2 separate regions of the Homo sapiens genome follow, and region 1 is linked to region 2. Evidence: read pairs that join two places in POLR2A ChIA-PET (ENCODE). Cell type or tissue: Caco-2. All regions are shown on one strand.

Region 1 (2,500 bases), 370 kb after region 2:
TTCAGTGGTTAGCCTTTGTCCTCCTTTTTTTTTTGGGACGGAGTCTCGCTCTGTTGCCCAGGTTGGAGTGCAGTGGCACGATCTCAGCTCACTGCAACTTCTGCCTCAAGTGATCCTCCTGTCTCAGCCTCCCAAGTAGCTGGGATTACAGGTGTCTGCCACCATGCCCAGCTAATTTTTTTATTTTTTGTTGAGACAGGGTTTCACCATGTTGGCCAGGCTGGTCTTGAAATCCTGACCTCAGGTGATCCACCCGCCTCGGCCTCCCAAAGTGCTAGGATTACTGGCGTGAGCTACCACGCCCAGCCCCAACCTTTGTCCTCTTTGGTAGGAGGGGGTACGGATACCTTTTGTCTTCGTAATCTATGTCCTGCTTTTAGGCAAGTAGAGGAAGGGCAGAGAGCTTTCCTGCATCTGCATCTTCTCAATTGCCTTCAGCTCAACAGTGCTTATAACAAAGAGGCGTATTTAGGGGGTCGTATTCTGATCTCCCACAGACGTTGCAGGTGGAGTGTCCTGATGGCAGGGTGTGGATCACATCTCTGCTCTCAGGAGGTGGGGAGAGGGGATCTGGGGCCTCCTCGACTTCCATAGGGGAGGTTGGGCCTGCACTGTCCACCATGACCCATACAACCACAGACAGAAGTTCCTTGGTAGTAACCAGCATGTGTTCATTACAGTGAATGAAAAGACCAGAGCAGGTAGCATGGATCTCAGCCGCAGCTCATGGACCACCCAGCGCTGGGAATTGCAGAGGTTCCCTAACCTTTCCTAAGCCTGAGTTTACTCATGCAGAAAATGCCAGGGTGGACTTGGAGGGTAGCTACAGGCCCTGTGAGCACTAAGATTTCCTGAGACTTCGCTGCTGTCCATGCCCCTCCCCTGTTTTGACCTTTCCAACAGACTGGAGGCTAGAATGAAGATAAGGAGTACCATTTTTTTGTTAGGCACTGGGAGACGGCCCAGACTTTGATATAGCAAAGGTTAATGTTCTGTCATCTCAAAGATCCATTTCCCCAGGCTGTCGGAATGTAAATGTTAAGGTGATGAAAATAGTGAAGCCTAGGTTCCGGCTCATTTGAGTCAGAGCCCCTCACCCCTCACAGTGCAACCCTGGTGCACAGGGCCTCCTCTGTGGCCTGAACCTTCATAAACTTGGGTTTAGGTTGTCAGCACTGATTTAAAGAGATTTGCTTTGTTCAGTTTGCTTCTGGGAAAGAACTGACATTCACAGCAGGGTTTGGGGGTTAAGAATGAAACCTGAGCTGGCTTCTTCCCCACTGGGTGTGTGCAGAGTGAGTCAGATGTTTGCACAGAAGGCTGTGGTGTCAAATCAAATCCACAAATTTGCAGGCCTTATGCCTTTACCACTTCAAACCGGAAAGGTGTTGCAACATAACAGTTTTAATTGCTAAACCCTAGCTGCAAACCCAAATCTCTGGATTTAATAAGAATTGGGTGTGAAAGACTGTGAACAGTGGCAGTTTTCTGCCAGGTGAGTTTATTTGTTCCTTCATTCCCTCATTTGCTTCCTCGTTGGTGCCCAAGCCCACACCAAAGGCCTCTGGCCAGTCACTGCCTGCGCGCCCTCCTCCTGATGATGGACCTGTGGTCTCGCCTGTAGGTTTACCTTCTTTCCTGCTCTTGGTTGAGATTTGCGGACCTTTGTATCCACTGTGGTCTCCTTGGAACAAGCAACTGGAAATTCTTCACACCAGCTATGGCTGGTAGGAATTTCGGGCCACAACTCAGGTAGACAAAAAATAAAGCTTTCTTTTCTAGAACTTGACTCTGGGTTCAGGTCTTTGCTGTGCCAGACTGGTATAAAACCTCTAACCATGGTCTTTGCCGGGCACATACCCACTTCCCCAGCAACACGTATTCACTGAGTTGCCCACCATCCTTGGGGCTGAAGTAAGGCCATGATTAGGGAGGGAAATGAATCTGGCTCTGTGTCATTGGTCCACATAGTTGGTCAAGGGATCTGTTGGTCTTGCTAAGTGGCCCCTTTTGCTTCAGGGTCCTCTGCTGCTTTCCTGCCATTCTGGGGCCCTTTCTGAAGTTACCGTAATGGCTGGTTGTACCTTCCACAGGCTTCCAGACTCTGGACGGTATTCCCAGAGTCAGCTCCCTTCTGAATTGGGAGAAAGAGAGAAAGGAAAATACAAGAAGACCCAACCATGTGGATTAACACCCTATAGCATGATCCAGGCCCACAGCCAGCTCTGTGTTTCCAGGTGGGAGATTACAGACATCTACTTTTTCAAAAGGAATAATAAACGGATAAAAAGTAATATTTTCTAACATCTGTTAGATACAAACTGGACCTGGCACAGTAGCCTTTTGAACTGAGTACTATTATTATTTCCATTTCACAGATCAGAAAACTAAGGCTCAGTGATATAAGAAGCTTGCTCAAGGTCATACTGCAGTGGTAGAAGAGGTTTTAATACCAGTTTTCCTGACTCTAGAGTCCAACAACTTATTTATAATCAGTGCT
Region 2 (2,500 bases):
ATGACTCTTTGGGAAGCAGTTGTTTGCCAAATAGCCAGCTAAGGCCATTGCAGGAAGGAGGAACCAGAGGAGGAATTACCTTCCGTCTGTGGAGTAGAGTCCCGTCTTCTGGAGTCTGTGACCTTCCTGTATAGAGATTTGTCAAATTTTCAGTGTTAGATTTGGAAAGGAAAAGCCACTTAATAACATGACATTTTCCCCACTAGTCTCCCGTTTCTATTTACTGAAAAGGTTGTCCGTGCTGGGCAGAAGATTTATTCTAGGGCATAAAGGTATCTTTTATCAACCTCTAGATACCATGGAACAGTAGTTCTGTGGACATTTCAAGTAAGGCATATTGGAAGCTATCTTCGCCCTTAACTTTTAGACTTACAACTCTAGGTTTTCAAGCTAGACCCGGAAATGAAATCAGCAATGGTGTTTACTGCTAATTATTGCCTTTATAGCCACCCACATTCTGAAGGCCTTGTAACAGACAGCACGAAAAGATTGGTCTGCCTCAGCCAAGGTGGGGCTGAACTGGTCTCTTTCCAAGCTGTGTTGGTTGTTTTTGCCTGGTTGTTCAGGCGGAAGACAACAACATTTAGACACTTAAAAATGGCTGACCCAGGTTTTGGAACCCAGACAGGCATTTTCAAGTACTGCATTTTCCAAGAAGACTTGAAAAAGTCCAGTCTATCCAATTACTGAGCCCTTGAGTATGGCAGTGAGGTTTGAATAATGTCCAGCACTCGGCCTTAACTCCCTTTCACAAATGAAAGGTTAAATGCTGGAAGCAGGAGCACAGCATGGATTTGCTGTGCTCTCCTGTTTTCTTTGCCAAAGTCACTTTTCTCCAGTCCTTCTGTGGTGTCACTGGACAAAGTTATATTGTGTCTGTATTTGCTAGCCTGGTGTGCTCCCTGAGTGGGACCCCTGGTCTTGGGCAACTACTGCATACTATTTGTGCAAAGCAAATATTTTCTTGGCGGGTGGCTCCAGGTTACCTTGGCTTTCACGACTCTGACTAAAGAATGAAAGATTGAATTGATGTCAAAACTGTGCTTGCAGCCTGCAATCCAAATGCCTGCCGGGCCAGTGGCCGAGGCCTACAACCCAAAGGCGTCCGTATCCGGGAGACCACAGATTTCAAGGTTGACACCAAAGCTGCAGGAAGTGGGGAGCTCGGTGTAACCATGAAGGGTCCTAGTAAGTGTTCCTTTGTTTCTCTATCTCAGGTGTGGTTTTGGCTAACTTTGCAGCCATGGCATATGGATTTCATCCCACGGCCAGTTGTCCTCAATAATCCCAGAAGGCTATGTCAAGGATTTGAGGCTATCTGGGCTCCTTGGGGAAGACGGCAGTGATTGATTAGTAATGTCTGCCCTGGATGCGGCCAGTGGGTGGCTTGACAGCTTTACATTACATCAAGACTTCTGGGAGTAGAAAAAGCAGTGATGTAAAGGAGTTGGGGAAATGCTGCTGTTGGAACAAGTGGCTCATTTTTTATTTTAGACATCTGGGCTCAGAGAGGAAGGCTCTTGCCTAAGGTCATACAGCGTTTGTAATCATCTGAGCTGGAATTCAAGCACAGTCTCCAAAGCCAGTGATTTTCCCACTACAGGTTACATTTTATAGAGTATGAAATTATGTCAAGTACTTAATTACTATGATCAGTGCTTATAGAAGGAGAATAAAATTCCCTAAGATTAAGTTTTCTTTGTAGATAAATGCCATTTGTGGAGGTACAGGTTAAACCCTGCAACCCATTCTCTCTCCCTCTTTTGGGGAAGGAGACAGCAGATGTGGGGATGGGTGTCTTCACTTTTTTCGTTGGAACAGAGAAGCATTTCAGCACTTCTAGTCTCGGGTGTAGCAGCCTTTGGTGGTTTTACTCCCATGCCTGTGGAATCTTGAGCTTCCTGTACCAGGATTGCTCTTACCTTCTGTGTTCCCAACAGGCTGGGGCAGGAGCATTCTGAGCTCCAGAAAGTTAATATTTGACTTCACAGCACCAGGCTTTGGGTCAGGCTGTGCCCTGAGGGTAGCCGAGGTTCTAGACTGCCCAGACCTGGAGTCAAGCTGCTTGGGGACTGTCTTCCCTCCCAGATTATTCCAACAGGAGCCAAGGAGGGTGTGTGTGTGTGTGTGTGTGTGTGTGTGCACGCGCGTGCATGCCTCTGCGTATGTGTGCGTACGTGTGTGTTTTCTCCTGACCTTGAATACTTGCTTGACTCAACGGCTTTCCTGGCCAAACCTCAGGGCTCAACACAAAACAAGTTCCTGCCTGATGGCTGGGTTTGGAGTTTGCAGCGTCACATCTAAAACCTGTCCTCTTGCAGATAGCGTCTGAGGACTTTCTTGCTTTTGTTGTCCAGCTTTAGATGGAAAAGTATACGCTGGAACACTGAACCTAAAACTCATACCAAATACTTCTAAAGGTTTACTTCTTCCCCAGTTTTTGTGGGGGACTAGGAAGGGTAGCTATGATTATTGGGAAATACTGAAATGTGACTGGATT

The links. ChIA-PET counts read pairs that join two places held together with the same protein. Peaks named below come from ENCODE experiments on the same cell type or tissue, not always from the same donor. Only the 100,000 strongest peaks of a DNase experiment are listed, where the experiment ranks them.
Region 1: POLR2A ChIA-PET joins it to region 2 with 5 read pairs; 1 of 35 experiments calls an interaction of 5 or more read pairs at or near these places.

The regions. Positions count from the first base shown.
Region 1 is chr3:58,470,224-58,472,723 of GRCh38, forward strand. It overlaps LOC107986092 (a long non-coding RNA gene), which reads left to right. Exons shown (of 4, transcript XR_007095933.1): 2 at 1,625-1,752; 3 at 2,094-2,237. Among named protein-coding and RNA genes, the nearest start is that of KCTD6, 21 kb to the right of the region's middle. In Caco-2, no CTCF peak of the experiment used is centred here; a DNase peak (open chromatin) is centred at 1,288.
Region 2 is chr3:58,101,153-58,103,652 of GRCh38, forward strand. It overlaps FLNB (filamin B), which reads left to right. Exons shown (of 46, transcript NM_001457.4): 9 at 1,051-1,188. Among named protein-coding and RNA genes, the nearest start is that of FLNB-AS1, 68 kb to the right of the region's middle. In Caco-2, no CTCF peak of the experiment used is centred here; DNase peaks (open chromatin) are centred at 965 and 2,009.